Linked DNA regions of Homo sapiens: region 1 is linked to region 2. Evidence: chromatin loops called from intact Hi-C (ENCODE). Cell type or tissue: IMR-90. All regions are shown on one strand. Links, peaks and the distances in the headings refer to the core of each region. The heading gives the core; the rest is flanking DNA. Region 1 overlaps BICD1 (BICD cargo adaptor 1). Region 2 overlaps FGD4 (FYVE, RhoGEF and PH domain containing 4).

What was found. A loop is a pair of places that touch in the nucleus more often than their neighbours do. Peaks named below come from ENCODE experiments on the same cell type or tissue, not always from the same donor. Only the 100,000 strongest peaks of a DNase experiment are listed, where the experiment ranks them.
Region 1: a loop joins it to region 2, with 2.1 times the contacts of the local background. A loop is called at or near these places in 4 of 110 quality-filtered maps.

Annotation. Positions count from the first base shown.
Region 1 is chr12:32,375,698-32,392,381 of GRCh38, forward strand. BICD1 (BICD cargo adaptor 1) reads left to right here. Exons shown (of 10, transcript NM_001714.4): 10 at 1,843-7,936. The coding sequence ends at 1,930. Among named protein-coding and RNA genes, the nearest start is that of FGD4, 16 kb to the right of the region's middle. In IMR-90, for the core only: no CTCF peak of the experiment used is centred there; no DNase peak of the experiment used is centred there.
Region 2 is chr12:32,524,768-32,541,451 of GRCh38, forward strand. The region is part of intron 1 of FGD4 (FYVE, RhoGEF and PH domain containing 4); the gene reads left to right. Among named protein-coding and RNA genes, the nearest start is that of FGD4, 130 kb to the left of the region's middle. In IMR-90, for the core only: no CTCF peak of the experiment used is centred there; DNase peaks (open chromatin) are centred at 9,304 and 10,694; H3K4me3 peaks cover 1,800 bases; H3K27ac peaks cover 2,125 bases.

The DNA of each region.
Region 1 (16,684 bases), core at 4,583-12,582, 150 kb before region 2:
GCACTTCAAAGAGTTTGGGAAGAAAGAATAACCTCAAGCCAGTCAGATATTTTCCATAATTATGATTTTGTATTAAAATGCAAGAGATATAGGTAGAGGATAATTTCAGTACCAAAGATAAAAATTATTTAATACTAATTTTAATGACTCCATTACATTTTAAACTCCATTAAATTTAAAGCTAATTTTAATTAGCTTTAAAAAGCTATGCTTAAATTAATAGTAATAATGAGCCTTGAATTGTTCTCTCAAACATCACTTCTGGTAGAAATGAATTATATAGTACTGACTTTCATAGTTTAAGGGAATATAACAGAGTTTTAGAAAAATACTCTTTTCTAATTAAAAAAACAAATCTCCATGTTGTGATTCCCCCATTGCTAGTCACATTTTTTTTTTTTTTTTGAGACGGAGTCTCGCCCTGTTGCCAAACTGGAGTACAGTGGCGCCATCTTGGCTCGCTGCAACCTCTGCCTCCCATGTTCAAGTGATTCTCCTGCCTCAGCCTCCCGAATAGCTGGGACTACAGGCACACGCCACCATACCCAGCTAATTTTTTTTTTGTATTTTTAGTAGAGACAGGGTTTCACCATGTTGGCCAGGATGGTCTCAATCTCTTGACCTCATAATCCTCCTGCCTTGGCCTCCCAAAGTGCTGGGATTACAGGTGTGAGCCACCGCGCCCGGCCGCTAGTCAAATTTTAAAAGGCCCAAACCCAAATGTGTTTTGTCATTTTACCCTAGGAAACTCAATGATTTTGCTTCTTTATTCTTCAAGATTATTCATCCAGACCCTGATAGGCCTGAGCACAGGTTCATTTAAACTAGAGGCTATCACAGGCGTCGTTTGGAAAGTTACATTATACACTTAACAAATGGGAAATGTTAGGCTGGGCTCGGTGGCTCACGCCTGTAATCCCAACACTTGGGGAGGCCGAGGCAGGTGGATCACCAGAGGTCAGGAGTTCGAGACCAGCCTGGCCAACATAGCAAAACCCCATCACTACTGAAAATACAAAAATTGGCAGGGCATGGTAGTGCATGCATGTAATCCCAGCTGCTCGGGAGGCTGAGGCAGGAGAATCGCTTGAACTCGGGAGGCGGAGGCTGCAGTGAGCTGAGATGGAGCCACTGCACACCAGCCTGGGCAAAACAACGAGACTCCATCTAAAAAAAAAAGGGGGGGGGGGGTGAAATATAAAACTCTTCCTTATACCTCCAAGCCCAAGCAGGTAGGGGGAATTCTTAGAGCAAATTAGACTTCCACAGGCAAATTCTTTATCCTAGTGAATCTGGATCTACCAGATAACTATAGAATCCTCTAAACTCCAAAGCCTTGGTCAACCTGTCAGTACCATCAGCATCACTGGGAGCTCATTAAAAATGTAGAATCTCAGATCTCACCCCACACCTAATGAATCCGAATCTGCCCTTTATACTGAGCTCCCCAGGTAATTTGCATGCATATTAAAGTTTGAAAAGAACTGATCTCATGAAATCTTACAGCTAACACAGAGACCTAGGAGAACAAGACCGTGCAAAAATTGAGAAGAACTTCTGTAAAATGCTGGGGGCAAGAAAATAGGGAAAACAAGAAAAGAGAAGAGTGACTTTGAGGGAAGAGTGCATATATCATTTCCTTAATACATTTCATTTTTCTTTTTTATGCCTTGTTTTGAAAAGCTACCATTATCTTGGCATGCTTTAGATGGAAACCATTTACTGTGCAGATTTCTGTTCTTGTTCTCAAAATCTATGCAAAAATATCTCGTCTAACCCCTACCATTGTGCCTGGCCCTTTGAAATGTGTTTCTTGCTGACGTGCTTGTTTCTCCTTTCCAGTCCTGACACAGCTCTCCCTGAGGAGCAGCCACATTCCAGCTCCCAGTGCGCCCCTCTCCACTGTCTCTCCAAGCCTCCTCACCCCTAGTCTTCATCTCCTGTGGACGAACATCTGGGGTGGAAGTTTTGTAGCCACACACAGGATACTGCCCAAGATCCAGCGGGTGTTTTCTTCTCGGTTGTTAGATGTACAATTGGATTAATGTCCATCGTTTTGGAAGACGAGAGAAAGTTGAGAAGAACACGAAGCACAGACCCTGATGTGATAAAACATTTTGTGGTTTCTCTGAGTCACAGATAAACTTCTGCCATCAAATGGCTACAGTTCATTTAAATTTAAAAAAAAGAAAAAAGAAACAGAAAACGTGTCTCAGATGGCTGGCTTTACCTCGATAGCATAAGAGAGACCTAAGACATGTAAAATACGTATATTGCAGTATCATCTTTCCTCACACTCCAAATTCAGCTAGGGAAGTTGATTCCAATATGTTTGTCATTGATATTTATTTTGTACTTTATTTGCTACATGATTTATGTCTATACAAATAATTTCTCTGAGGTGAATTTAATTCATTTATTTTCAAATAAGCATAATTTGCTCAATTAAGTATGAGTTTGAATTTAGTTTGAAATCTGGAATTGGCCAGACTGTGGTCATTTTTCTTGCACAAAATGATAAATGAGGTGCATCAGAATGTTAACAATAACTGTATTTTGCTGCTACGCTGGTATTGTTTAGGCACTTACTTTCTAATCAGTAGCTCATTAACTGCTGGGTTTTGTTTTTGTATTTTTAACTAGAGTTCTTCACTGGACATTACTAAGTAAATCTAAGAAAGAGACTAAGTTATGATTTATTGACTTATTCAAGTTTTGATGGCATCTTTACTTTTATTTTTTCATTGCAGTTGAGTAGATGTACTGGTGCTGCTCCTTTGTATGTGTGTATGTGTGTGATAACGTTAAAGAAGGCTCAATAACTTGAAGGGAAAAAAATGGTGTGTTTATTTAATGACCAGAATTTTTTTTACTTCTCCCAAAATCAGGGTCCTACTGAGTCTTTCCTGATAAAAGGTATCAAGTACAAATGGGAAAATATATACATATATAGATGTAAGATAGCCTTTAATTAATTAATTTACCCAGAGAGTGTTCAAAGTTTGATTAAAATTGTATGTTTTGTTGTTGTTAGTTTTTTTCATAACGAATCTTCCTTGCCAAAAAAACAATAGATAATAAACCTTAGCTCATTGTCTACTTTTGACAAACACTCAGGTGCCTACAAACATTCTATTATCTTGAGATAATACATGTTCCTGGTTAATTTACAGATTCTGCTGGGTAACTTTTATGACTTGATTTAAGGCAGTGGATTTTCATAGCAAAATTTATTTTGCACATAATCTGACAAACAAGGAAAACAGCTAACTGAGCTGAAAGGTCTAACACTCTCGGGCTCCTTAACCATCAAGTGCTGCCCACACAATTGCTCCTAGCCCTGATTCCTTGTCTTTGTCAGGTAGCCTTAACTTATTTAAAACCATAAGGGTTTGACCTTTTCATATAAAGACATCTGTAACTTCTCTTCAAAACAAAAATGACCCTCACTGTTAACACAAAGGACAGTTACCAGTGTAGGGCACTGAGAAAGGAGATCCAGGAGCCACTCAGCTTATTGAGCGGACATGGGTGGCACAGAAATGGAGTGGTCCATCAGAGACCAAATGGTAAGTCGTAAAGCACATTGCAGGAGCTTTCGTTAGTCATACGCCTATTAAGTAGTGGTCGCTATTACCAAAGCAACCAGGACGTTTTGTGTTCTTTATATGAGTGCTATTTTCCACAGTGTCATTTATTATGCAACGTGGAGTAAAGAGTTGAAATCTTCACCAAAATAAGGGTTCAGGTTAAAGTACAGAAACAGAAACAAAACGATTCGACATGAAGTTCCCAACCATAGCAGCCTAACCTTCTGCTCTTTTCTACCTGCATGGCCTTGCTGTTCCTAAACATTGTCTTCATTTCACTGGCGTTGTATCTGCCTAGTACCAGTATTAGTGAGACTGTGGATTTTATCAGAGTTCAATGAAAGAAAGCTTACCCCTGCCCTCACTTTGTGTTTTTTATTTTTCCCCCTTTCTCAAGCACCACGTATTTGGACCTGAGAAGTGGCATAGCTGCTAAGTTGACTTTTAATAAAAAACTGTTTGTGCCTGAGGGAAATATATGCCTTTTTAAAAAGTACCTCAGAACATGTTCGTAGATCGTCTCATCGGTTTTGTTTGGTGGGACTGGGAGTTCAGCAGGAAGTATTGTCTGTGTGTGATGACGGGGCAGTATTGCCAGTCGGCAATGTTGTATTTGCATTCTTTATCCCTAACTCTGAATCTAGGACTCCATGAAAAGCCGGGTCACCCACAAAACATTTCTTCCAATACAAAGTGTATTATTACGTCTATTATAAACTAGTTTCATTTCAGTTATTTATCTTCATAGAGTGGGAAAGTCTTTTTCTGAAATACTAATTCTATGAAAATAATAATTTTAGTGAATCTTTGCCAAGAAGTTATAGAAACTTGGAAATAAATTTCTCATTTTCAGCACAAAATTAAGTGATAGTCCCTAAGCAGTAAGAGAGAATACCATGTATTTACACTGTGGCATCATTTAGTATAGTTTACACTGAGCCATATTTATTTATAGGCATTTAAAGTGAATCAGTATGTGTAGTGTTGATAAAAATCAGTATCTGTAAAGATAACATCAGGAATTCAAAAGGAAATTGAAAAGGGGCAGAACTAGTGAGAACCAAAAAGAATGAACTCCAGTAAGACTAATTGAAGACATACTTGGAGAGGAAAAATAAACAGCAGAAATGCACTAAAAAATACTGGCTAATTATTGCAAACAGAGTGAGCAAAGATTAATGCTAACTAGTAAAAGTAGTTAGCAAAGTAAACAGGTAGTTTTTTAAAAGTAAGCACAATTACAATATTGAATAGTATGGAGAAATGCTTTTCTCCTGAGGATTTTCCTTAATCAAAAAATAAGAAGAAGCAATAAATTGTCTTTGGCCTGAGTGCTGAGTGGCATAAATAAAGGAGCTTGGCTTAATCTTTCTGGTCCACACATAATCCATTAGATCCCATTCATATATCCAACTCTGGATTCTAATAAAATAATTTGGAGAACTTTGAGAAAAAGGAAAACTGTTAAATAAGAAAAGACCTATTTAGAAATTATACTTTAGTCTAACGAAGAGGAGGTACAATAGTAGTCTTCAAGAAAAGAATATTTAACAAATGATAGATATCAGCTATAGATATTGTTACTAAGTCTAGAATAAAAAAGGCTTCAGTGTGAAGGATGTATAGTAACTCTAGGAAAGAGATTTTTAACACTGGGAAATTAACGTGGAAATTGATAATCATAAAGAATATTTGTTTTGTAAAAATTGAATATCATTGGTGGTCTAGTAAGTATTAAGTGGCAAGATAGGAGAATGCATTTCAGTTCTGGGAGCTCATAATCCTGTGATTCTTTTATTTTAAGTTTTAAAATACATTAAAATTTTACTGGTTAATCATAAAATATTTTATATTTGAAAATAGGATGGCAATCTTTATTTTTCCAAGATATTTGTTGGAAAAAAATGATCGTTGGTATTATTTTTTCTTTCAGCTATATTCCATGGTATCTTTAAAATTGTTCAGAATATAGGACTTTTACTAAAAAAATTCAATTGTCAGAGTCTAAAAAAACAATGTCCTCAGGAATACTTCAGAAATAGAAGGTATGCAATCCCTTAGTGGGGGGCAAACACATTTCAGATTTCGTCTTTATTTAAAAGGATCTTCAGTCTACAACATTTGCTTTTTTCGTGCTTTGGAAAATATCCTTGTGCAGATAAGTTCTTCTGTTTGAAACAAGCATGAAACATTGGTCCAATAACCTAAGAATGTGGAGATTTCTTGATATTCTGTATTAATTAAAGTTCTCTACATGTCTCAAATGGAGATCACAAAACATGAAAAGGAAGAAATGAAATATCTTTTCTTCTGGGATGAGTGTCAATTTTAATGTATAATTGTCATAATCAATCAGCCAAAAGTTACAATCTGTCCCTCAGAGACATTGGGGGAAGCTGATGGATTTCCAGTAAGGAACTGTGGTGGGTTCAAACTCAGGCTGCCACAAATACATTGATATGGTAGGTAGGAAGTAGGACTAAATTTGAAAGAAACTTATGGGATAAAGTTCACAATTTTAAAAAGGTTGCCCTCCAGTTTTTTTGTTTGTTTATAAACTAGAGTGATTTTTAAGTAACCCTTATATTTAAGGCTGCAAAAAATGTACAAGAGTATGTTTTCAAGTAAAGGGAACATAATTCTTCAAAAAGCTGTTGAACTGGAGTTATGATAGGTTATGACAGAGAGCATGATCAGTGCTGATACTGACAAGTACTTTTTTACCTTAAAATCAACTTCTATGGAACTACAAGATCAATCTAGCTCCCGAGTGACATTTTCCATTGTCTGTAATAATGCCCTCGGATGAGTTGTGTCTAAAATTAAGTTCATCTTTATTTATATGCGAACTTAACTGCCATAGTCCCTAATGTATTGCGTTTGTAACCTGATCGTATTATGTTTACAGCTGAAAGATTTCATCTAGACATGTCTTTCGTCCTTATTATTCAAAGTGTAATTGAAAGAGATATTTAGTATTAAGACATGTTCCCCAATTGAGAATTTTCCAGAATATTCTACTTAAGAAGAAGAAGAGCAATTAACTGCCTTTAGTGTAAGGGCGAGAGTGCATAGAAATATGCAATGTAAAATGTTTGCATGAATTATTTCACATCATGTAAGCTTTCCCATATTCATAAGATGAACACTATAGAAGTCTCATTTCTCTGTGATCTTCTGTCCATTAGGAAAGTAAGGAGATTGTTATCTATATCTAGTCTCCTTTCCATATTGAACTGCATGGCTCTAATCCTCAGTGTATTTTTATCCCTTCTCGAGTTATTTAAAATTTGCCCTATTTAAGCTGAAGCCTGGATAAACTGCTGAGCCAGATTATTCCTGTGATTGGAGTTTAATTGCTGTAGAACACTTGTTGAGAACACATTTTTTACTTTTTTTCTTTCAGAATTATTCCTCAATCATTGTTCTCTAATGAAAACACCGAGAAGTAAATCTGGTGCTTCTTAGTGTAAATATGTTTTTCTTTTTAAAAAGTCATTTTAAAACAAAGATGAGAGAACTATAAAGTAAGGGGAAATATCATTTTATTTAAAAATAATTATTCAATGATAGATAATGGAGATACAGAATGACTCATTGGGTTCATAGGTATGATTTGTGCAGCCAGTCTTAGAGGAAATACATCATTTTAACATTATTCCCACAAAATGTTAAAGCTCAATGGTTTGACTATGAGAGTCAAACAATTACTATTTGAAAATCTCTTATGACATTTTTATAATCTACTCTGTTTTTATTTGCATGATTATGCTTATGTGATGAACCATCCATGATTCTGATATTGTATTTCTTTCCAGTATTAACATGTGTATTGTGTGGCCAACTCTGATTTGTACACCGTATTATTGTTGTAATGATTCAACTGTTCCTACATTTAATTGCAGTTTAATTATTATGCCTTTTGGGGTTAAATGATGTGAAGTGTTTCCACCTACTGATAAATACCATATGAAAACACGACTAAAAGACTGATTTAAGAAACTTGTTATTTTTAAAAATATGAATTTCAAAAGAAATGTTCTCAAAGACACATGCATTTATTTTAAATTCAAAAAATTCTTATGAATTTATTATTGCTTGTACTTTAACTTTTTTTATTGTAGACAATCCTAAGTGAATAATGTCTCATGGGAGAACACATGATATGTGCTTGTATTTGTGTAATCTGATCATGCACTCAATGGTTGGAAAAGGCACTCCAGTGCTAAGAAAATAACCAGAAGCCAATATATCGATTCTTATATCTCGGTTTATGTTACCAACTGAATATGGTGTAATGCATAACTTTTTCCAGTAAATAAACTGGTTATTTTTTGTTCATTTCATTAATGCTGCCTTTTTATCAATTTGAGCAGTTTTTCTGTATGTCATTTTGATGTATACTTACAAAAAGGAAAAGACTATATGAATTCAGATGTGATCTATATGTTTATTCAAAGTAAGAACTTATTTGAACTAAAAACTAAATGCTTTGCTTTAACAACAATTCTATACATTCCTGGTAAGTAATGTGTATCAACTCTGCTCATTTCCTCCAGTTATCACCTCTTCTACTTGTAATCTTTTCTAGAAAGCTATTTTGGCAGGAGGATATACTTGGCTGAATTTGATTAGAAATGTACCAACATGAAGAAAATGCTTGCCCTAAAACAGGAAACATTATTTTGATGAAAGAAGAATGAAGTTTCTATGCATTATTTTGGGAGACAATTCCTCTTTGTTCTTTTTGGAACAGCAGAGTTCCAAAACTTTGAGGGAGGTTAATTTTCTAGCTCCTCCTACAAATACATATTGTAGTAAATCAGCTGCTTTGGGAACCATCCACTTTGATTCGATTTTATTTAAAGGGTGGAGGAGGGGGAGAGGCAGATAGAACATGGTGTTCTAGTGAGTTAAAACGTCTAATGCAATCCTCATTATAGCTAATCAAATTCGTGCAACACGGGCAGCCAACATCCTGGCAAAAGCTGTCTGCTCACCTGTTGCATAAATACAACACTAGAAATAATAATGTAAACTTTTCTACAAATTTCTCCTTTTTCTCTTCCAAAAGCTTTTGTTTTTCTTGGAGGTTGGATCTATAAGTCTATTTGATACTTGACTTTCTCTTACATGATAAAGCTGATAGTCTGCCACATTCAAAAGTGAAAACAGCTGGACGCATCAAGAAAGTCTCTTCTCATCTATACATTTTGCAGGCAACTTGGACAGCCTATATTGCAACCCACAAGGGATGAGAAAGAGAGCAGAATCGATGGGAACTTGTGGAAGGGATTTCCGTCTTCTTCTTCTTCTTCTTCTTCTTCTTCTTCTTCTTCTTCTTCTTCTTCTTTTCTTCTTCTTTCTTCTTCTCCTTCTCCTTCTCTTCTCCTCTTCTTCCTCTTCCTCTTCTTCCTTCTTCCTTCTTTCTTCTTCTTCTTCTTTTTTAAAGAGGGAGTCTTGCTCTGTCTCCCAGGCTGGAGTGCAGTGGCATGATCTTGGCTCACTGCAACCTCCGACTTCCTGGTTCAAGCTATTTTCGTGCCTCAGCCTCCTGAGTAGCTGGGATTACAGGCACGTACCACCATGCCCAGCTAATTTTTGTATTTTTAGTAGAGACGGGGTTTCACCATGTTGGACAGGATGGTCTTCATCTCCTGACCTCATGATCCACCCGCCTCGGCCTCCCAAAGTGCTGGGATTACAGGCGTGAGCCACCGCACCCAGCCGGATTTTTTTTTTCTTTTGAAACATGGCCTCACTCTGCCACCCAGGCAGGAGTGCAGTGGGATGATCTTGGCTCACTGCAGCCTCGACCCCCTGGGCTCAAATGATTCTGCCACCTCGGCCTCCCAAGTAGTTGGGATCACAGGCATATACCACCATGCCTGGCTAATTGTTTAATTTTTTTGTACAGATGAGGTCCCACTATGTTGCCTAGGCTGGTCTTGAGCTCCTAGACTCAAGTAATTCTCTCATCTCAGACACTGAAAGTGTTGTGATTACAGACATGAGCCACCTCGCCCAGCCAGGAAAGGATTTTCTTGGTTTTTGGTCGTACACATGCTGACTAGCACATTGTAGGAACTCAGTCAATTTTGAATTAGAGTAGTTGTTCCTGAGAAGTGAGTTTCTTGGCTTCTTGACATCTAGCTTTCTCATAAGACATCCAGAATTGAGTTTACAGAACCTAATGTCACCTACTTATATAATTACAGCAGGCACTAAATATCAACTAATTGGGGGAAATGGCCTTTAAATTAAGTGAATGCTTATTCCTGTCATTCTGTCTTAGTGAATCTAAAAACTAGATCTCTTAACACTGTAATAGGAGGCTAAGTATGTATGATGAAATAATCTAAGAATTCTTTTTTTTGTGTGTGTGACAAGATCTTGCTCTGTTGCCCAGGCTGGAATGCACTGGCAAGATCACAGTTCACTGCAGCCCTGACCTCATAGGCTCAACTGATCCTCCCACTGCAGCCTCCCAAGTAGCTAGGACCACAGGTGCACACCATCATGCCCAGCTAATTTTTTATTTTTTGTAAAGATGAGGTCTCCCTATGTTGCCCAGTCTGGTCTGAAAGCCCTAGACTCAAGCAATCCTCCTGCCACAGACTCCCAAAGTGCTGGGATTACACAGGCATGAGCCACCATGCCCAGTTGAGTTTCTTAATTTATGAATCAAGTACACTTAAATGCTTTAGAAGACCCTCAGAATAATTAATCCACAAAATAACTGTCAAGGAAGATAAATCTCTGGGAAAAATATTTCAAGTGTCAAAAGTAAACAATTTATAATATAATTTGAATGTAGGAAGCAACATAAAGATAAATAAATCATAAATATAGTGGCTTCTTGTTAAATAGTAAAGAAATGTTACAGAATACCTTGTTGCCTTCTTTTCTTTTTTCCTTTTTTTTTTTTGAGATGGAGTCTCGCTCTGTCGCCCAGCCTGGAGTGCAGTGGCGCGATCTCGGCTCACTGCAAGCTCTGCCTCGTGGATTCATGCCATTCTCCTGCCTCAGCCTCCTGAGTAGCTGGGACTACAGGCACCTGCCACCACGCCCAGCTAATTTTTTTGTATTTTTAGTAGAGATGGGGTTTCACCATGTTAACCAGCATGGTCTCAATCTCCTGACCTCGTGATCCACCCGACTTGGCCTCTCAAAGTGCTGGGATTACAGACGTGAGCTACTGCGCCTGGCCCCCCCTTTTTTTTTTTAAAGATTAATTTATTTATTTAGTTTTTAGTTTTCAGTTTCACTCGTTGCTCAGGCTGGAGTACAATGGGGCGATCTCAGCTCACTGCAACCTCCACCTCCCAGGTTCAAGCGATTCTCCTACCTCAGCCTCTGGAGTAGCTGGGACTACAGGCGCCTGCCACCACGCCCAGCTAATTTTTGTATTTTTAGTAGAGATGGGGTTTCACCATGTTGGCCAGCCTGGTCCCAAACTCCTGATGTCAGGTGATCCACCTGCCTTGGCCTCCCAAAGTGCTTGGAATACAGGTGTAAGCCACCGCCCCCGGCCCCTCATTTTCCTTATTATCTATATCAGTAGGGGATAAAAGAAAGATAATTCAGTAAGTTAGCTTCTGTTACTACTAAAGTCAGGTGAAAGACTATAAATAGTAGGATAGATGTATGTTTCATATCCCAAGATGGGCTTTATCTAATTTGCTAGTCCCAGTGCAAAATGAAAATGCGGGGCTCCTTGATCAAAAAATAAGAAGAATTTCAAGACAGTGATAGCAATGCATTAGGCCAAACATGAGGTCCTTCTAAGCACAGGGCTTTGTTTGACTGCAGGGATCCACAGGCCATGAAGCCAGCCATGCCCCAGAATATGCTGAAATAATGATTCAGGATCTCAACACTGAATGTAGCTATTCAGAAACTGGGCTTTGGTGACCAGGCGCTGTGGCTCACGCCTGTAATCCCACCACTTTGGGAGGCTGAAGCAGGTGGATCACGAGGTCAGGAGTTTGAGACCAGCCTGACCAACATGGTGAAACCCCGTCTCTACTAAAAATACAAAAATTAGCCAGACTTGGTGGTGTGCACCTGTAATCCCAGCTACTCAGGAGGTTGAGGCAAGAGAATGGCTTGAAACCAGGAAGCAGAAGTTGCAGAGAGCTGAGATTGTGCCACTGTGCTCCAGCCTGGGTGACAGAGTGAGACACTGTCTCCAAAAAAAAAAAAAAAAGTTATAAAAAAAAAGAAACTGGGCTTTGTTTTTAACAAAATATACTTCTAAGTTTCTGTGCTTGGAAGGAAAAATACTAATGTGTTTACGTCCTGGGGAAAAATATTTAATGCTAATATATCAATGAGTTCTAAAGTTGAATCTTGCAATACTTCCTTATTCCAATGTAGCCATAACATGTCAACTCAAAATTTCTAAACAACTCTGATATGTGTATCAGGTCATACTAAGATTATAAAAATCTTTAAATCTTTAAAAAAGCAACAGTAGACATTTTAATTAGTGTATATTAAAGTAAAACTAATTTAAGAACCCTACTGATACTTTTATAGTTTGATGTCCTTTGAAGTTGTAAAATATTAATAATGTCAGTCAAATGTCACAGGAAGATTTGCCTAACTGAAAAGAGCTATTAGTCCAAGATTAATCAGTGATTCATATCAACCTTTATTCCAAATAAATAAAAAAAGAAATTATTTACCTAATTGAAATCCATTTATTTTGAATATACGGGTGCTCATGTGTAGTAAACCACCCTATATGTAAAAAAAGGATAATATAAAAATATATAGTAAGTGTTTCTTGTTTTGGATAAAGTAACAGTGGAAACCAATAGAAATGGTTATCTGTAAAAGAGCAGAGGGTATGATAAAAGGGTGGAAGCCAGACTCTTTCAGTGCACGAATGCCTTTCTTACATATTGTTTTCAGCCATGTAAATAAATGATTTATCCAAAGGAAAAAAATTAAGATAACGTGGGCTCTCAAAAATTTCACAATGAAGCCATAAATAAAAGCACAAAATCGGCCGAGTGCGGTGGCTCACGCCTGTAATCCCAGCACGTTGGGAGGCCGAGGCGGGCAGATGACGAGGTCAGGAGATCGAGACCATCCTGGCTAATGCGGTGAAACCCCTTCTCTACTAAAAATAAATACAAAAAAATTAGCCGGGCATGGTGGTGGGTGCCTGTAGCCCCAGCTACTCCGGAGGCTGAGGCAGGAGAATGGCGTGAACCCGAGAGCTGGAGCTTGCAGTTAGCCGAGATCGTGCCACGGCACTCCAGCCTGGGCGACAGAGCGAGACTCCATCTCAAAACAAACAAACAAAAAGTGCACAAAATCTAGATGAGTATTTGTTCCATAGCAGACTATGTCAGCAGAACTATTTTTAAAAACACAAAATTTTATTCAAATTCTAACCCTGGCACGCACTTACTAGCTCTGTCACTTTAGAAAGGTTCTTACCCTCTCCAAGCTTAAGTGGTCTTGTTTTTCAAACAAGGATTAAAAATTGCCTACTTGGGCTGGGCACAGTGGCTCATGCCTGTAATCCCAGCACTTTGGGACGCCACGGCGGCTGGATCACCCGACATCGGGGGAAAAAAAGCCGGCTGGGTGGATCACTTGAGGTCAGGAGTTTGAGACCAGCCTGGCCAACATGGTGAAACCCCGGCTCTAAATCAGCCAGGTGTGGTGGCCGTGGTTGTAATCCCCAGCTATTTGGGAGACTGAGAGAGGGAGAATTGCTTGAACCTGGGAGGTGGAGGTTGCAGTGAGCCAAGATAGTGCCACTGCACTCCAGTCTGGGCAACAGAGCAAAACCTAGCAAAACAAACAAACAAACAAACAAAAACAGCCTACTTGGCAAGGTTATTGCAAAGATTAAATGAAATAACATATATAACAACTTTCAACCAGTGTTTAGTCTTTAGTAGCTATTATTATTATTAAGAGTTTCGCTCTTGTTGCCCAGGCTGCAGTGTAATGGGCGATCTCGGCTCACAGCAACCTCCACCTCTCGTGTTCAAGCAATTCTCCTGCCTCAGCCTCCCAAGTAGCTGGGATTACAGGCATGCACCACTACACCTAGCCAATTTTTTGTATTTTTAGTAGAGACGGGGTTTTACCATGTTAGCCAGGCTGGTCCCTTAACTCCTGACCTCAAGTGATCCACCCACCTCGGCCTCCCAAAGTGTTGGGATTACAGGTGTGAGCCACCGGTGCCCAGCCGATACTACTGTTTTTTGTGTCTCTTTCCATCCATGGTACATATATGATAGTAACTTCCAAAAGGTATGAACCTTCGTTTTCTTCCCTAATGCATCTTAAACGCCTAGAGTAGAATCTGGCACAAAATAAGTTCTCAATAGTTGGTGAATTGCCAGGCGCGGTGGCTCACGCCTGTAATCCTAGCACTTTGGGAGACCGCGGCGGGCAGATCATGAGGCCAGGCGATTGAGACCATCCTGGCTAACACGGTGAAACCCCGTCTCTACTAAAAGTACAAAAAATTAGCCGTGCATGGTGGCCGGCGCCTGTAGTCCCCGCTACTCGGGAGGCTGAGGCAGAATGGCGTGAACCCGGGAGGCGGAGCTTGCAGTGAGCCGAGATCGTGCCACTGCACTCCCGCCTGGGTGACAGAGACTCTCCATCTCAAAAAAAAAAACTTGCTGAATTAAGGAATGTATAAGTGAATGAATGAATTTCACACATGTCAATATATAGGACTCCAATTATCTAGGTACTGTTATTAAAAATAATATTAGTGGCTGGGTGCAGTGGCTCACAACTGTAATCCCAGCACTTTGGGAGCCTGAGGTGGGCAGATCACCTGAGGTCCTGAAAAAAAAAGCAGCTGGGCGTGGTGGCGTGCACCCCTAATCCCAGCTACTCGGGGAGGCTGAAACAAGTGAATCCCTTGAACCGGGGGGGCGGGGGGTTGCAGTGAGCCGGGATCGCACCACTGCACTCCAGCCTTGGCAACAGACGGAGACTCTGTCTCAAATAAACGAACAGAAAAGAGTTGCATGATAATTATATAACTATCATAGTATTGTATCCGGAATTGTTGGGTTCTTGGTCTTGAGGCCCTGGACCCTCACAGTGAATATTACAGTTCTTACACACTGTGTGTCCGGAGTCTTTTCTTTCCTATGTTCAGATGTGTCTGGAGTTTATTCTTTCTGGTGGGTTTGTAGCCCCCCTGGCTCCCGGAGTGAAGCTACAGACCTTCCCAGTGAATGTTACAGCTTAAACACAGCAGCAGACCCAAAGACTGAACAGCAGTAAGATTTATTGCGAAGAGCAAAAGAACAAAACCTCTACTACCTAAAAGTGGACCGAGCCGATTGCTGCTACTAGCGGTGGCCTGCTTTTATTCCTTTATTTGGCCCCACCCACATCCTGTTGATTGGTCCATTTTACAGAGAGCTGATTGGTCCGCTTTACAGAGCGCTGATTGGTCCGTTTTGACAGAGTGCTGATTGGTGCGTTTACAAACCTTTAGGCAGACACAGAGTGCTGATTGGTGCATTTACAATCCTTTAGCTAGACAGAAAAGTTCTCAAGTCCCCACCCCACCCAGAAGCCCAGCCAGCTTCACCTCTCAATGGCACTCACCGCTGCGGGACTTTGCGGCACGTAGCCCGGGCACTCTGGCAGCCCAGAGGGAACTCGTCCCCCCGATCAAACCCAGCAGGCGCCAGCCGGTCGCGCCGAGTGCGGGGCTTGCCGAGCCCGCGCTCACCTGGAACTCGCGCCGACCCGCGAGCGCCGCGCGCACCCCTGGCTCTTGCAGCGCCTCTCTCTTCACACTTCCGCGAGAGCAGAGGGAGCCGGCTCAGGCCTCGGCCAGCCCCAGAGAGGGGCCCTCATAGCGCAGTGGCGGGCTGAAGGGCCTCCTCGAGTGCGGCCAGAGCGGACGCCGAGGCGGAGGAGGCGCTGAGAGCGAGCAAGGGCTGCTAGCACGTTGTCATCTCTCAGTATGTTAGATTATGAAACTGTAAGGTAAAAATAAAAAGAACAGGGAAAAAAGATTGTGTCAGATTGGGATAGGGAGAAAGTAAAACAGATTATTAAATGGGGTGATCAGGTCGGGCCTCATCACAAAGATGAAATAAGAAAAAAAATATTTCTTTTCACATCATGGTTGCTTCAGTTTTAAAAAATATTAAGTCATCTATATACAATTTTTTTTCAATTTTTGTAGAACTAATTGTCCATCTAAAAATATCAGACCAGGTGCAGTGGCTCACGCTTATAATCCCAGCACTTTGGGAGGCCAAGGCAGGAGGATCAATTTGAGGTCAGGAGTTTGAGACCACCATAGGCAATATAATGAGTCCTCATCTCTATTAAAAAATTAGCCAAGCATGGTGGTACGTGCTGGTAGTCCCAGCTACAGAATCTGAGGTGTGAGGACTGCTTGACCCCAGGAGTTTAATGCCACAGTTAGCTTTGATCACACCACTGTACTCCAGCCTGGGTGACAGAGGGAGACTGTCTCAAAAAAATAAAAATAAATATCAAACAACAATTAACATTAAGTAATAGCATTTTCAAAAACTATTATTTTAAAATTGTGTAATAGGCATAACCATTACGAAATATGCATATATATATATATATATATTTTTTTTTTTAAGAGACAGGGTTGGCTGGGCATGGTGGCTCAAGCCTGTAATCTCAGCACTTTGGGAGGCTGAGGCGGGCGGATCACGAGGTCAGGAGATCAAGAGCATCCTGGCCAACATGGTGAAACCCCGTCTCTACTAAAAATACAAAAATAGCTGGGCGTGGTGGCGTGCCCCTGTAGTCCCAGCTACTCAGGAGACTGAGGCAGGAGAATCGTTTGAATTCGGGAGGTGGAAGTTGCATTGAGCGGGGATCACGTCACTGCACTCCAGCCTGGGCGCCAGAGCAAGACTCCTCTGTCACAAAAAAAAAAAAAAAAAAAAGACAGGGTCTTGCTGTGTTGCCCAAGCTGGACTTGAACGCCTGGGCTCAAGGAGTCCTCCTGCCTCAGCCTCCCAAGTAGCTAAGACTGCAGGTGTGCACCGTCGTGCCCAGCTAATATGCATATATTTTATTTCATGACAGTGTTTCTT
Region 2 (16,684 bases), core at 4,582-12,581:
TGAGCTGTGATCACACCACTGCGATCCACCTGGGTGACAGAGTGAGACACTGTTTCAAAAAAAAAAAAAATGAGCACAGAGATTACAGAAGCTTTTTAAAAATGACTAATAAACATTTATAAACATAGAAATTGTTGATTAGGAAAATACAAAATTTAAACAATGAGGTGCTGTTGTTCAGTATGAAATATCTTATGCATATACTAAGTTGTGTGTTTATGTATATGTCTCTAAAGATTGTTTAAAGAACAAGAGCAAAACAGACTTCAAGAATTAGGATGTTACCAATACATTTGAAGCCCCTGTGTTCTTCTTTCTTTTTCTACTCCCTATGCCTCCCCACCAGAGGTATCTGCCATCCTGAAATTGTTGTCTAGTGTACCTTTGCTTTTCTCCCTCTCCAGAATGAGGGTTTTGTGACCCAACAATCAGATTAGAGTCCTGGCTTGGGCAGGTGCAAGGAGGGCAAAGAGAGAGATTATTTTCTGAGGTGTAAAGTGCCCCAGCCTCATAACAAGGCTGTGAGAGTTATGAACCAGAACTGTGGACAAAAATCATAACATCACACCACATATGGCTATGTGTCCATAACAACATTTTGGAATGTTTTAAAAGTATATACTATATGTAACTGGAATTGTACTTTATTCTGTGTACTTTATTCATTCCACATTGTTTGTGAGAATGGCCTATGTTGATGTGTAGCTGTAGTTCATTTGCTTTTGAGAGGTGACAGCGTGCTGGCAGTCCTCAGAGCCCTCGCTTGCTCTCAGCACCTCCCCTGCCTGGGCTCCCACTTTGGTGGCATTTGAGGATCCCTTCAGTCCCCCACTGCACTGTGGGAGCCCCTTTCTGGGCTGGCCAAGGCCGGAGCCCACTCCCTCAGCTTGCAGGGAGGTGTGGAGGGAGAGGCACGAGCGGGAACCGGGGCTGCGTGTGGCGCTTGTGGGCCAGCTGGAGTTCCAGGTGGGCGTGGGCTTGGTGGGCCCCGCACTCGGAGCAGCCAGCCAGCCCTGCTGGCCCCAGGCAATGGGGGACTTAGCACCCGGGCCAGTGGCTGCAGAGGGTGTACTGAGTCCCCCAGCACTGCTGGCCCACCGGTGCTGCGCTCGATTTCTCACCGGGCCTTAGCTGCCTTCCCACGGGGCAGGGCTCGGGACCTACAGCCCGCCATGCCTGAGCCTCCCACCCACTCCATGGGCTCCTGTGCGGCCCGAGCCTCCGACGAGCACCACCCCCTGCTCCACGGCGCCCAGTCCCATCGACCACGCAAGGGCTGAGGAATGCGAGCGCAGGGGGCAGGACTGGCAGGCAGCTCCACCTGCAGCCCCGGTGCGGGATCCACTAGGTGAAGCCAGCTGGGCTCCTGAGTCTGGTGGGGACATGGAGAGTCTTTATATCTAGCTCAGGGATTGTAAATACACCAATCAGCACCCTGTGTTTAGCTCAAGGTTTGTGAGCGCACCAGTCGACACTCTGTATCTAGCTGCTCTGGTGAGGACGTGGAGAACCTTTATGTCTAGCTCAAGGATTGTAAATACACCAATCGGCACTCTGTATCTAGCTCAAGGTTTGTAAACACACCAATCAGCACCCTGAGTTTAGCTCAAGGTTTGTGAATGCACCAATCGACACTCTGTATCTAGCTGCTCTAGTGGGGCCTTGGAGAACCTGGGTGTGGAAACTCTGTATCTAACTAATCTGATGGGGATGTGGAGAACCTTTGTATCTAGCTCAGGGATTGTAAACGCACCAATCAGCGCCCTGACGAAACAGGCCACTCGGTCCTACCAATCAGCAGGATGTGGGTGGGGCCAGATAAGAGAATAAAAGCAGGCTGCCCGAGCCAGCATTGGCAACCTGCTCAGGTCCCCTTCCACACTGTGGGAGCTTTGTTCTTTCGCTATTTGCGATAAATCTTGCTGCTGCTCACTCTTTGGGTCCATGCTGCTTTTATGAGCTGTAACACTCACCGCGAAGATCTGCAGCTTCACTCCTGAGCCCAGCAAGACCACGAGCCCACTGGGAGGAACGAACAACTCCAGATGCCCCGCCTTAAAAGCTGTAACACTCACCGCAAGGGTCCGTGGCTTCATTCTTGAAGTCAGTGAGACCAAGAACCCACCAATTCCGAACACATTTTAACTCAGATATAGTATTACGTCGCATGAATATACTTTAAATTTACTTATCCATATTCTCCCAGCTAACAGTAAAGATTTTAAAAATTAATAATCTAGTATAGATTAATGGTAAAGGGCAGAGAGGATATATATTGATATGTTTTGGAAGGTAAAGTTTTCGGTAAGTTACCAAAATTTGAAATTCATATACCATTGAGCTGTGAAGTCCATATCTGGTAGTCTATCCAAAAGAATACTTGTGCAGATATGGAGAAATTTACTAGGATGCTCTTTTAAAAAATAATAAAATTATGTTTGTTAATTAAGTGAATTATGATAGAGTTAAACTGTGGGATATTACGCAGTGTTTAATGTCAGGCTGATCTAAACATACACGTCGAAGGGTGTCTATCAGGGAGCCTAGCCTGTGGAATGCTGACAGAAGCAGTGAGTGAGGATGGTGAGCTCCCTTTGCAGTCCTGCCCTCACTTGACCAGGGGCACCACACACATCCAGAATCGGTTTCTTCCCAGAGCCTGGCCAGACTTTTTTTTTTTGAGACAGAGTCTCACTTTGTTGTCCAGGCTGGAGCGCAGTGGTGCGATCTCAGCTCACTGCAACCTCTGCCTCCTGGGTTCAAGTGATTCCCCTGTTTCAGCCTCCCGAGTAGCTGGGACTATAGGCACGTGCCACCATGCCCAGCTAATTTTTGTATTTTTAGTAGAGATGGGGTTTCACCATGTTGGCCAGGATGGTCTCGATCTCCTGACCCTGTGATCCACCCGCCTCGTCCTCCCAAAGTGCTGGGATTAACAGGTGTGAGCCACTGCGCCCAGCCTATCTTAGTATTTTAATGTAGTAAGTCAACCACGGTGAGAGGAAATGCTGAAAGAGAAAGTATTACCAACTGAAATCCTTATAGATAAGATCAGAGAGATTGTAAATTGGGGTTTAGGGATCAATTTCCTAATTTAGATTAGTATAATGTTTTTATTCTCTAGTATTATATATTTTTTGGTGGAAGAGAATCAAGGGAAGATGACATTACAGATAAAATTTCCTTTTTCTTTTTTCTTTTTCTTTTTCTTTTTTTGGTGACAGTCTTGCTCTGTCACCCACGCTGAAGTGCAGTGCTGTGATCTCAGGTCACTGCAGCCTCTGCCTCAGCCTCCCAAGTAGCTGGAATTTCAAGCACATCCCACCACACCTGGCTGATTTTTGTATTTTTAGTAGAGAGGGTTTCACCATGTTGTCCAGCCTGGTCTCAAACTCCTGGGCTCAAGCAATCCTCCCGCTTCAGCCTCCCAGAGTGCTGGGATTACAGGCGTGAGCCACCGCACTGGGCTAGTAAAGTTTCTTCTTAACAGTACCGAGTTGTCACTCAGCATGTGGGGCTGGGGGATTGGTTCCAGGACCATCACCCTCATATCGAAATCTGCTTACACAAGTCTGTTATATAAAATGGCATAGTGTTTGCATATAACCTACGCACATCCTCCCTTACACTTTTTTTTTTGAGACGGAGCCTCGCTCTGTCGCCCAGGCTGGAGTGCAGTGGCATAATCTCAGCTCACTGCAACCTCTGCCTCCCAGCTTCAAGCAATTCTCCTGACTCAAGCCTCCTGAGTAGCTGGGATTACAGGTGCGCACCACCACGCCTGGCTAACTTTTTGTATTTTTAGTAGAGATGAGGTTTCACCATGTTGACCATGCTGTTCTCGAACTCCTGACCTCAGGCGATCTGCCTGTCTCAGCCTCCCAAAGTGCTGAGATTACAAGTGTGTGCCATTGCACTGGCCCTTCTCTTATACTTTAAATCATCTTTAGATTGCTCATATTTAATACTGTGCAACATAAACACTATGTAGTTATATTTTTAAAATTTATATTTTTTGTTGTTGTCTTGTTTTTATTTGAAATTGTATTTGAATATTTTTGATCCACAGTTGCTTGCACCTGCAAATGCAGAAACTTTGGATTTGGAGGCCAGCTGTACTCTGTGTGTGTGTGACTATAAGTGAACATATAACTAAAGAGGTGATAGAAAACTTTTTTATTAATTATTTTTAATATAAATAGATGTTCAAGGATAATACATCTGCTTTGAAGATTTGTACAAAAATGGCTTGGTACAAAAATATTCAAGCAACAGGATTTACTTGGCATACGTTCAAGAATTTCTATGCCTCATTTTATTAAGCCTCGGAGACGTGCAAAATGGAAATTATGCATCATTTTTTTTTGAGACGCAGTCTCACTCTGTCCCCAGGCTGGAGTGCAGTGGCGCAATCTTGGCTCACTGCAACCTCCGCCTCCCAGATTCAAGCTATCCTCCTGCCTCAGCCTCCCAAGTAGCTGGTACTACAGGCGTGCACCACCACGCGCACCACCACGCCCAGTTAATTTTTGAATTTCTAGTAGATATGGGGTTTCACCATGTTGGCCACGATGGTCTCGATCTCTTAACCTTGTGATCCACCCGCCTCAGCCTCCCGAACTGCTGGGATTACAGGTGTGAGCCACCGCGCCTGGCCTACTTCCATTATGTTTTCCTACTCCATTTTCTATCTGATCTGTTAGTTAAATACTAACATTTACTAGGAATAATTTTCCTGTTACTTTTTTGCCAGTATATGCTTATTTGTACATAATTTATTAAAGCTGACATTGCCGGCCGGGCACGGTAGCTCACGCCTGTAATCCCAGCACTTTGGGAGGCTGAGGTGGGCGGATCATGAGGTCAGGAGCTCGAGACCAGCCTGACCAACATGGTGAAACCCCATCTCTACTAAAAATACAAAAATTAGCCAGACATGGTGGCCCATACCTGTAATCCCAGTTACTCAGGAGGCTGAGGCAGGAGAATCACTTGAACCTGGGAGGCGGAAGTTGCAGTGAGCCAAAATTGAGCCACTTCACTCCAGCATGGGTGACAGAGTGAGACTCTGTCTAAAAAAAAAAAAAAATTTAAAAAAAAAAAAGCTGACATTGCCAATAGTATGTTAGGTTAATTGGGAAGTCTTCAATTATATGACAGCTAATGTGCCAGTTAGGTTTAAATAAAAATGCTAAGGCAAACAACTTAGGCTTCCTTTTATTTTTAAACATTGTAGATTTATAGTTTTTATTCACTTCTTTATTTTTAAACATTGTAGATATATAGGTTTTAATCCAGGAAGTGCAGGTTGCCTATAAAATTCTTGATTTCAGATCATTTCCATGGAAAATGGTAAGCTGTTGAATATAATATAGGTAGGCTTTTATTTTAAAATTTAATATAATAAAAAACATTATTATGAAATATCATGTGGGCTGGGCATGGTGGCTCATGCCTGTAATCACAGCACTTTGGGAGGCTGAGGCAGGCAGATCACTCAATGTCAGAAGTTTGAGACCAGACTGGCCAACATGGTGAAACCCTGTCTCTACTAAAAAAACGAAAATTAGCCAGGCCTGGTGGCACGTGTCTATAATTCCAGCTACTAGAGAAGCTGAGCCATGAGAATTGCTTGAACCCAGGAGGCGGAGGTTGCAGTGAGCTGAGATCGCACCACTGCACTCCAACCTGGGTGACAGAGACTCCATCTCAAAAAAAGAAATATCACGTGAATGTTTGGCAGAAGTTGGTAAGTTTCTTATTCAGTGCAATGTGTATCAAAATAACATTGCTACAAGGAGGGAGAGGTGAAAGGGCTGGATGATAGCCACTAAGTCTTCAGAGCTGGAGGTATTTTATGAATAGCTGTGAGTTCAGTGGCATGGATTTTAGGTGTTTTTCAAGACTGATATCTATGACAACCTTAAAATCACTAAACATATTTATTTAATAGATCCCTTTTGATATGGTATCATAAACTTCAGCTTTTACAAATGGATAATGTATGGGGAATTAATTAGATCACTTTTAATAAATTTGCCAAGTTTTTTGTAAATCACAGAAAATGGATTAGTGATTATCTCTACTGTTGACAATGAGGAGCATAGTGGATATACCAAAAATTATTTAGGGTTGAGTTTACACTATCTATGACAATCAGTTTCCTAGCTTTGGTTTTTTTTTTTTTTTTTTTTTTTTTTTTTGAGACAGAGCCTTGCTCTGTCGCCAGGCTGGAGTGCAGTGGTGCGATCGCGGCTCACTGCAACCTCTGCCTTTTGGGTTCAAGCGATTCTCCTGCCTCAGTCTCCCAAGTAGCTGGGACTACAGGCGCGTGCCACCATGCCCAGCTAATTTTTGTATTTTTAGTAGAGACAGGGTTTCACCACGTTGGCCAGATGGTCTCGATCTCTTGACCTCATGATCCGCCCGCCTCGGCCTCCCAAAGTGCTGGGATTATAGCTGTGAGCCACTCCACCCGGCCCTCCTAGCCTCTTTTTTAATGAATAAATTGCTTTTATTTGCTTCTAAATTTTTTAAAATTAAAAGATAATTTACATACATTAAAATTCAACCTCTTTAGGGTACAATTCTGAGTTTTGACAAATGCACGCAGTCATATAACCACCACCACCACAATGAAGATACAGAACAGTCCCTTTAGTTCCAAAATTCTGTCATGCCGTTTTATGAAAAGTCAGTTCCCTTACCACCAGCCCTGGCAACCTTGGATCTGTTTACTATTCCTGTAAGTTTGTCTTTTCCAGAGTGTCTCATTTTATCACATATGTGTAGCCCTTTACGTTGGCTTCTTTCTAATGCACATGCAGGTATCTTTGTTCATCCCTTGTTATTGCTGTGTGGTATGCCATTGTGTGGATGTACCACAGTTTGTTTCCCATTCACTACTTGAAGAACAAGTGGGTATTTCTAGTTTTGGATGATTATGAATAAAGGCTCTGTAAACATTTTTTGTCAATGTAAATCCTCCTTTTACTTAGGTTAAGTACCTAAGAGTTAGGATTGCTGGCTCATAGGATAAGTGCATTCCCACCTGATGAGAAACTGCTATTGCTCCTATTGGGTAGCCTAGAATTTAGTGTTAAGTTTGTGGTAGATGCTGCAGATTATTACAGATTGTCCACTTGTGGGCAATTGAGAGTCAATCATAATTGTTATATTTTATTTTAGTTATCACTTTCTCCTGCAAACCATGTTTTGATTTTTGGCTTTCATCTATAAAGATTAAAAGTGAATACAGTAGTGTCCCTTTATCCACAGGGGATGTATTTCAAGACCCTAGTGGATGCCTGAAACTGCATATAGTACTGAACAGTATATATACTATGTTTTCTCCTTTACATCCATAGCTATGATAAAGTTTAATTTATAAATTAGTCACAGTAAGAGATTAACAGCAATAGCAATAAAATAGAACAATTATAACAATATACTGTAATAAAGATTATGTGAATGTGGTATCTCTCTCAAAATATTATATGTAATATTTTCAGACTGAAGTTGATCACAGGTAAAGGGTGACTGCTATACCATTATATCTTAATTTGTTGTACAACAGTGAATTTAATATCTTAATGGTTATCACTGTACTAGCATGAGTGATCAAGATTTTTGACCTCCTAAACTTAGTTTTCTCTTCTGCAAAATGGTGATAAATTAACACTACCTTACAGAGTGATATTCTTCTGTAAGATGGTGATAAATTATTACCCTGCAATAAGGACTTTATGAAATTCTACATGGAAAATGCTTAACATAGCAATGGGCAGAGAGCACATGTTAGCTTTTTTTTTTTTTAAAGTGTTTGTTTTAATACCAAACCTGAGATTACAATTTAAACATTGCTATCAAAGCTCAGGAAGTACAGACAGACGTTGGGGCATTTTTGTGACAGGGAAGTATTCTGGTTTTTACATTACTGAAATTTGCTAAGGCTAAGTGGTCTTGGAACCAAACCTAAACAGATTCTCTGCCACAGTGAAATTTTAACACATATGGGTGGAGTTTGCAAAGGAGTTAAAAACAATTCAGGTTTCTTCTCTTTGACTTTTTTCTCCATGTACTATTACCCTATTCTGTATCAGATTAATTGTAAAGCTTATTTATTTATGCCTTATATACACATTTCTGTTATTAAAAAAGTACCACTTTCATTAGAATGATTGACAACCTTTGTGTCCTGATGGGGAGCTTGTGTTGAAGTGGGAGAACAAACCCCTCACACCTCATCCTCAGCACTGTATTGGCTCCTGCCTGACATCCATCAGCTCCTAGCAGGTGTGCAATTTAGCAAGTCCTTTAATCCTCCCTAACCCAGCAATTCACTGCCCCAGTGGTTCTCAAAGTGTGATTCCTGGAGTGAAGGCCCAGGTCAGCAGTGTCACTGTCACCTGGGAGCTTGTTAGAAATGCAAATTATGTGGCCCCACCATGCACTGAATCTGACTTTGATAGGGCACTCAGTGATGTATGTCTTGATAACCCAGTAGGTGATTCAAGTGCACACTAGAGAGAGGGAACTACTGTGTCTGGACACAAAGAGGAGGGGGTTGGAGAGGTTATTTTCCCCAGTGAGGGAGAATGTCTGTAACCTGTTAACTCATTATGATTTTATAAATATTTTAATCTGACATTTTCTTTTGTTTGTTTGTTTGTTTTTGAGATGGAGTCTCACTCTGTCACCGAGGCTGGAGTGCAGCGGCGCAATCTCAGCTCACTGCAACCTCTGCCTCCTGGGTTCAAGCGATTCTCCTGCCTCAGCCTCCTGAGTAGCTGGGATTACAGGTGCATGCCACCACACCCGGCTAATTGTTGTATTTTTAGTAGAGATGGATTTCACCATGTTGGCCAGGCTGGTTTCGAACTCCTGACCTCAGGTGATCCACCCACCTCGGCGTGCCAAAGTGCTGAGATTACAGGCGTTAGCCGCCGCGCCTGGCTTTAATCTGACATTTTCTGATTTTTCAAGGCCATGAGAAATTACTAATGTACTTATAAAGACAGATAAAAATGAGTAATAAATATTTTACCAGTTAAACTATGTTTTGAAATAACATATACGACTTGTTTTCCTTAGGAAATTTGTATGTAGTATTTATTAATTCTGTATTATTTAGTCACTGAAATCAATGAGCTATGCTGGAAAGGAAAACATAAATGGGATATTTGAGGTCATTCAAAATGAGATTTTAACATCTTAAGCTTGTGAATCATGAATCTGTAACCAACATCTTTGGTCCAGGGCAGGAGCCCTGTTAAAATAGAAACAAACTGTTTTCCCATTAGCTTTTTTAGAGCATTACTAATAGTTAAGGCATTAGTCCATTTAGAAATCGCCCTATTCCCAGCTGTACTTTGAATGCTTTTAAAGGTTCCATGTGCCTCAGTTGTTTACTTTACTTTGATAAATAGAAGTCTCTCTGTGCTCATACACTCCCTCTCATGCAATGTACTGCAGCAGTCCGTCCTCTGGGGAGGTGTGGCATGTTTTGCATAAGGTCGTCCTTGGGCAGTAAGTTCGAAGAATGCACTGAAGTCATAGTGCATTGGTCTGAGCTCCTGGCAGATCCTGTGTAATCTTCAGCCTCCCTGAAGCTTTACAGCCAGGAGTGAGATTTTATCACATGAACTTTAAAAGAGTAAAGCCAAATATCTTTTTATTAAACCAGAGTAGATTAATTATCAGTATATGTGAAATCATGTCCACTGATCAAGGTAAGTGGTTTCATTTTCTAGTAGATATATTTTTTTCTTCCCCAGCGTGGGTCACTTTATAACACTGCATGCCGAGGGATGTAAAAGTGGCAGAGTTTGGTTTTCTTTTAAAGTTAATAAAGCTCACATTGGTTTTCAAGTTCAAGATTAAAATATGTGCTATTGATGGGTTTTGGCTCTCCAGGAGGCTTCTTCTGGGCTAACCAGATACAAATGAGTTTGATAGTTAAGTTTCTCTGGCTTATTTTTATTATCATAAGTAAAGTTTGGAAATTTGGTCATTGAGGGGAGAAATATAGAGAAAGAAAGGAACAGTTTTCTCTTTTTCCTCCCATTTCTGGTGTGAACAAATGTTAAGAAATATTTACCACTAATCATTTTTCTAGTGCTACTGCACGGAGCATTGTTCTGTTAAAACAAACAAAAATTCCCACCATCCCAGTCTTGTTTTGGTGAAGTTCAGGGGAGTAAGTATTATTTGTTTTTCTGTAAAAGACAACATTGTAGAGATAGGCATGAGTTTGTTTTTTAAAAATTGTTAGTGGTAGTAGTATTAAGCCACTGTGGTCTCTTTGAGTGTTGTAGAGAGCATATTAATGAGAAATTGAGTCTTTGAAATAGAAATGTAATTCAACTGTGTGATAGAAATGTAATCATGTGACGGGAAATGTCTGCTAAAAATATTTTTAATCACTGAAATGGGTTCATTTTGTTTATTTTCCCATTCGTTTTTGACTGGATATAAGCCTCACTGAAAAATGTCCACACTGCTGAACAAGATAAACTACAACTTAGAACCGGCAGCCTTCACAGTTACCAGTATTCTTTCTGATGGTGGTGTGGCTCTTTCCTTCCTTAAGTGTCAGGGGCATACGCTGAGTGTGGAAGCCCAAGGTTGGGGTTGGTGACAGCACTGCCTCAGGAGAGCTGAGGCGCCACTCCTGCAGCTGCACAGCTGGCTCCGTTCCCAGGTTCTAGTAGCTGCGGGAGGGTTAAGCAGCCCAGTCCATGCCTGCCCCTGCTCCCTCCATCACTCAGGCAGAAGCCTGAATTCTTTTGCAGGCGTTCCACCACTCTTGCATAAAGTTTGGAGGTCTTGTGATCTCTCCAAAATTTACCATCATACTCTAAATATGAAATTAAAAAAAAAAAAAGAAATGCAGCAAAAGGGAAGTGTTTTCTCACCCCAAGCAGTGAAGTTTTAGGTTCTCTTTTTCCTGAAATAGCTTCTGTCCATTCTCATTTATCTTCAAACAGTTAGAGATGATTGGAGAGACAGTATTCCCTCCTGGAAGGCAGCTCTTAATTAGAGAGGAAAATATTTCTAGAACAGGAAGATGAAGCTTGAGAGGTGAATGTTGATAAACATAGAGAACTTGTTGGCTCTTGTTTTCTGCTTTAATGGACAGCACCCTTTAGAGAGTGGCCACTACAACAATATGGACTTTATAAGTTCCTTTTTAGGTTTTTAAACTGAGAAGACAGTAATATAGCACTTCCTGCCTACACTACTGGATAATTTTGTTAAATCATCTAAGAAAAATTGTAAATATGCATATTTAGTGCACATGTTATTTTATAACAGTTTTTTTTTTTTAATGACCTGAAAAAACTTCTCTTTCTAAAGCTTACGCTTTCAGGCAAACTCCTTTCACATGAAAGAAATGAAATATGATAGAGTATGATGAATGACTCAATAGGAAATATTATGCAGTTCTTTGGAAGAATGATAACTTGGTGTTCCTTTAATAAACATCCAAATGTACATGTAACCTAAACTGCAAACTAGGATTAAGATTTAAATTTAATCAGTTCTTCTTAGATACTAGAATAGACTTGAGGAGGTCAAGAGTAGATAGGAGACTCCTGGAATAATCCAGGGAAAAGTTGAAGTCATTTATTTCAAAAATAAAAAGGTATTTTCTTAGATGTTTTGTGGACCATCCCTGCCCACTTCCTGAGCCACCTTCTGATAACCTTTACTGTAGGCACCTGTTTTCTTTATAAAATAACAAGCTAATTTTTATTGGCTAAAGTACATTTGTAAATGTCTTCACCCTGGTTTGTGTGTGTTCTCTGATTTATCTCCCACCACAGCACCTGCTAAGCTCTGGCTAGAACAGATCCTTCCATTTTTATTCCCTGGCGAATTGACACAAGTTAGTTGGTTATACGTTGAAGCAGGCAGAAGGAAAACACTTAGGAGAAGAAAAATAGTGTTAATCGTAGAATTTGGTCATTCTACATGGTGGTTATTATAATAAAACTTGGCCTGGGGAAAATGAGTCTTTCACCCTCTTAGAGAATAAGTACACACAAATACATTTTTAAAACATTTAAACAAACAAACAAAAAAGACTGTGTCACTGTGGTCTTGTCTTTTCCATGCCATTATAAAGCAGTTATTTCTTTTTTTTCTCTCTCTCTTTTCTTTTTTTTTTTTGAGACAGAGTCTCGCTCTGTCACCCAGGCTGGAGTGCAGTGGCGCTAAGCTCCACCTCCGGGGTTCACACCATTCTCCTGCCTCAGCCTCCCGAGTAGCTGGGACTACAGGCACCCGCCACCATGCCCGGCTAATTTTTTGCATTTTTAGTAGAGACAGGGTTTCACCGTGTTAGCCAGGATGGTCTCAATCTCCTGATCTCATTATCCGCCCACCTCGGCCTCCCAAAGTGCTGGGATTACAGGCGTGAGCCACCACGCCTGGCCATAAAGCAGTTATTATTTCTTATGCTTAGTCCCAAAAACCTAGTCTTCCTTGAGTCATTTTTCTCTTATGTACAATCTGGCAACAAATCTTGCTTCAAGATATATCAAACTGACTATGTCTTATTGCCTCTACTGTTACTTGCCCTGCTTTAGGTTACACACAGCTTTCCCCTGGATTGCTTCTACTAGCCTCCTATCTACCCTTGACCTCCTGGAGTCCATTGTCTACCTAACAGCCTGTGTGCACCTCTAAAAACGGAGGGCAGATAATTGCCACTTCTCTGCTCGCAGTCCTTCAGTGAATTCCCATCTCTTTCAAAGGAAATCCCCTGTTCTTTCAATGATGTGCAAGGCCCTACCTTCTCTAGCCCCTATCCCTATCCCTACCCCTTAACTTTCTGACCTCAGCATCAAATATGCTCCCTAGTCTATCCATGTTGTCTTCCTTATTTCTCTTTGAACATATCAACTGTGCTTCTACCTTAGGATTTTTGTAGTTTTACACTTTGCTTGGAATGCTAATCCTCAAAATATGTTATGCCTTATTCCCTTCATGTCTACTCAGCTAGCAGAGTATTAGTGAGACCTCCTTGTCCTCCCTGTATATAGGATATAATAATAGCCTCTCACCTAATAGCACGCCTGTTCCTTCACCCAGCTTTACTTTCGTTATAGCAGTTTTTTTGTTTGTTTGTTTTGTTTTGTTTTGAGACAGAGTCTTTCTGTCATCCAGGCTGGAGTGCAGTGGCGCAGTCTTGGCTCACTGCAACCTCTGCCTCTCAGGCTGAAACGATCCTCCCACCTCAGCCTCCACAGTAGCCAGGACTTACAGGCACACACCACCATGCCTGGCTACTTTTTATATTTTTAGTAGAGACATGGGTTTTGTCATGTTGCCCAGGCAGGTCTCGAACTCCTGAGCTCAAGCAATTCACCTGCCTTGGTTTCCCAAAATGCTGGGATTACAGGTGTGAGCCACTGTGCCTGGCCCATCATAGCACTTTTACCATTTAGCATGTTATACAGGTTATTTTTTTGTTGTGGTGTTCACTGCTATGTTCCTAGGGTCTAGAAAGGTAACTAATAGATACTGGGTGCTTTGTTAATATTTGTTGATTGAATACATTTCTAATATTCAGTGCCTTTTTCTGTTGGGAAATGTAAAATGAGCAGGAATATAAGAAGTTTAATAAATTATAAATATTTGTAGTGTTCTCCATTTCTTCCCTTCAGTTCTCTTTTAAGAATAAATATCCTTGCTTGCTAACCTCTGGTGTCCCTTGTTGAGCAGCATGTCAATAATGAGTTCCTGCTATTGGAAGCCTCACAGGCCAAGTTGATATAAAGAAGTATGAAGAAAGTATGGAGGGGTTAGTGGGTTAGTGAGATTGGAATCTGTGGCTGAGCCCGTACATGATTTTGGATGATTAATTAATGGGCTGTGTCGTAAGACAGAAAAGAGATGAGGGAGAAGCTTTGGGGTGTGAAACCAAGAAATCTGGAGCGATACTGTCTGTGTGGAGAAAATTGTGGCCAAGATTTTTTGCTATTAAAGATGTACTTAGGCCAGGCGCAGTGGCTCACACCTGTAATCCCAGCACTTTGGGAGGCCAAGGAGGGAAGATCATGAGGTCAGAAGATCCGAGACCATCCTGGCTAACACCGTGAAACTCCGTCTCTAGTAAAGATACAAAAAATCAGCTGGGCGTGGTGGCACGCACCTGTAGTCCCATCTACTCAGTAGGTTGAGGCAGGAGAATTGCTTGAACCCAGGAGGTGGAGGTTGCAGTGAGCTGAGATCGTGCTATTGCACTTCAGCCTAGGTGACAGAGGGAGACTCTGTCTCAATAAATAAAAAGATAAAAATAAATAAGAAAAAGAGGTCCTTAATATTTTATATTAATGATATACTTGCCCCACTTTTTGTTTTTTCTCTTCCTACATTTAAGTCATTTCACTCTTTGAAGCACTCTTGTAGGAGGGTGATAGGAAAAGTAAAACGATTGAATAAAAAATAATCTAGAAATATTTCCTTAGTAGTTCCTGTAAGGCTTGATGTGGAATAGAAAACCAATACACGGGCCAGGTGCGGTGGCTCACATCCGTAATCCCAGCACATTGGGAGGCTGAGGTGGGTGGATCATCTGAGGTTGGGAGTTCAAGACCAGCCTGACCAACATGGAGAAACCGCATCTCTACTAAAAATATCAAATTAGCTGGGCGTAGTGGCACATGCCTATAATCCCAGCTACTTGGGAGGCTGAGGCAGGACAATCGCTTGAACCTGAGAGGCGGAGGTTGCAGTGAGCTGAGATCGCGCCATTGCACTCCAGCCTGGGCAACAAGAGCGAAACTCTGTCTCAGGGGGGAAAAAAAAAAAAGCCAGTACATGAATTAAAGTGTAAGAATTATTTGTGTTTACACTTCATGTAATTTATTTCCAAATTTATCTAGATAATTGGAAATTGACCTGCATTTTAAAATCTGTAGCCAACAGTTAATGTTAAAAAAAAAAGTTCCCTTCCCCAAATGCAGTTAAAATCTATGAACTGCTGTTTGCTATTTGATAATATACTTGATCTGAATAGTAATTATACATTATTAGATTACATGACTTCTTAGAAATATGGAATCAATTTTGACTATAGCAAAAAGAAATTATACAAAGCTTGAAAATAATTTTGTTATTTTATAAATGTGTAAGCCCCTTAATGTCTATCAGTAGTTACTGATTTATTAGAAATATCATGTTTTTCTCTAATATTGCCCAGTAAATTTTTTTTAAATTTATTTCCATCAGAGTTACTAATTTAGAGTGTAAAATAGCAAAATAAGAAATATCAAGGAAAAAAGGTATTTCTGGTAACTTTTTATCTAAAATTGACCATTTTGATACAGAATGGTAACAAGTCATGCTTAGGGTTAGGAAATGTAACTGTATTCACTATACTCAATCCTAAAAATTGTGTAATACCTCTATGTTCAAGGAGGTTTAAGTTCGCCTCCCTCATAGACCTCTAAATGCAGTGACTATGAGAAATGTCATAGGAGAGGTACAAAATATGTTTGGAGAATAGAAAAGGAGGAACAACTGTTTCATTGATTCAAGGAAATTTCCTCAAAAAAGGTAACATTGGAGCTAGATATTGATAAATTTGTTTAAACAAAGACTTTCTGTTTTTTAAGCTAAAAGAACCAACGTATGCAAAAGCAGAGAGAAACATATGAAAAGAGAACTGTGTTTTCCAGGAATGGAGAAGATGAGAATGTGGCTAGAGTGTTAGGGGTGCATAGTTCTGAGTAGATGGATATTAGGCCCTTCAGGAGATTGACGCCTTTTTTTTTCTTTCTTTCTTTTCTTTTTTTTTTTTTTGTGAGACAGAGTTTCACTCTTGTCGCTCAAGCTGGAGTGTGATGGTGTGATCTCAGCTCACCGCAACCTCCACCTCCCAGGTTCAAGCAATTCTCCTGCCTCAGCCTCCCGAGTAGCTGGGATTACAGGCATGTGCCACCACCCCCAGCTAATTTTGTATTTTTAGTAGAGATGGGATTTCTCCATGTCGGTCAGGCTGGTCTCGAACTCCTGACTTCAGGTGATTCGCCCGCCTCTGCCTCCCAAAGCGCTGGGATTACAGGCAAGATTGATGTCTTAATGTGAAGGGTCCTTTATGCAAGCTAGAGGTTTTGAGGTTCCCCCTCCCCATCGAGCCTTGCAGTTCCATTAAAGGATTTTAAGCAAGGGAGTAATAAAATTCGTTATATCATTGAATGAATAAAATAGTCAGACTTTTTATTTGTAGGAGAAAAATTGTATTAGATGTAGCCAAATATGGCTTAAGTAATGCAGTTTTAAAATTCAGAATTGGAAAATTGGTTTATCTTTGATTAACTGGTTCATTTTTTTTCTTCCTAACTTCTTTCTTCTGTCAGCCAAAAAAAAATAGGAAATAATGGATAAGCTAGAAGCAGTATTTGCTTTTTAAGTTTTGCATGACTGAAACAATCCCCTACACTGTTAGAAGCCTAACACACAATGCTATTGTGCTCTGGGTCTAGAAAAAATGTGAGGCCTGCTAGTCTGATTTTGCAGCAGGGAGTAAGGAAAGCCAATACTTAACTTTGTAAGCTGCTAAATATTAAATGTTTAGTAAAATGGGGTTTATAGTAATGTTTTTTTTGAGACAGAGTCTCACTCTGTTGCCAGGCTGGAGTACAGTGGCTCAGTCTCGGCTCACTGCAACCTC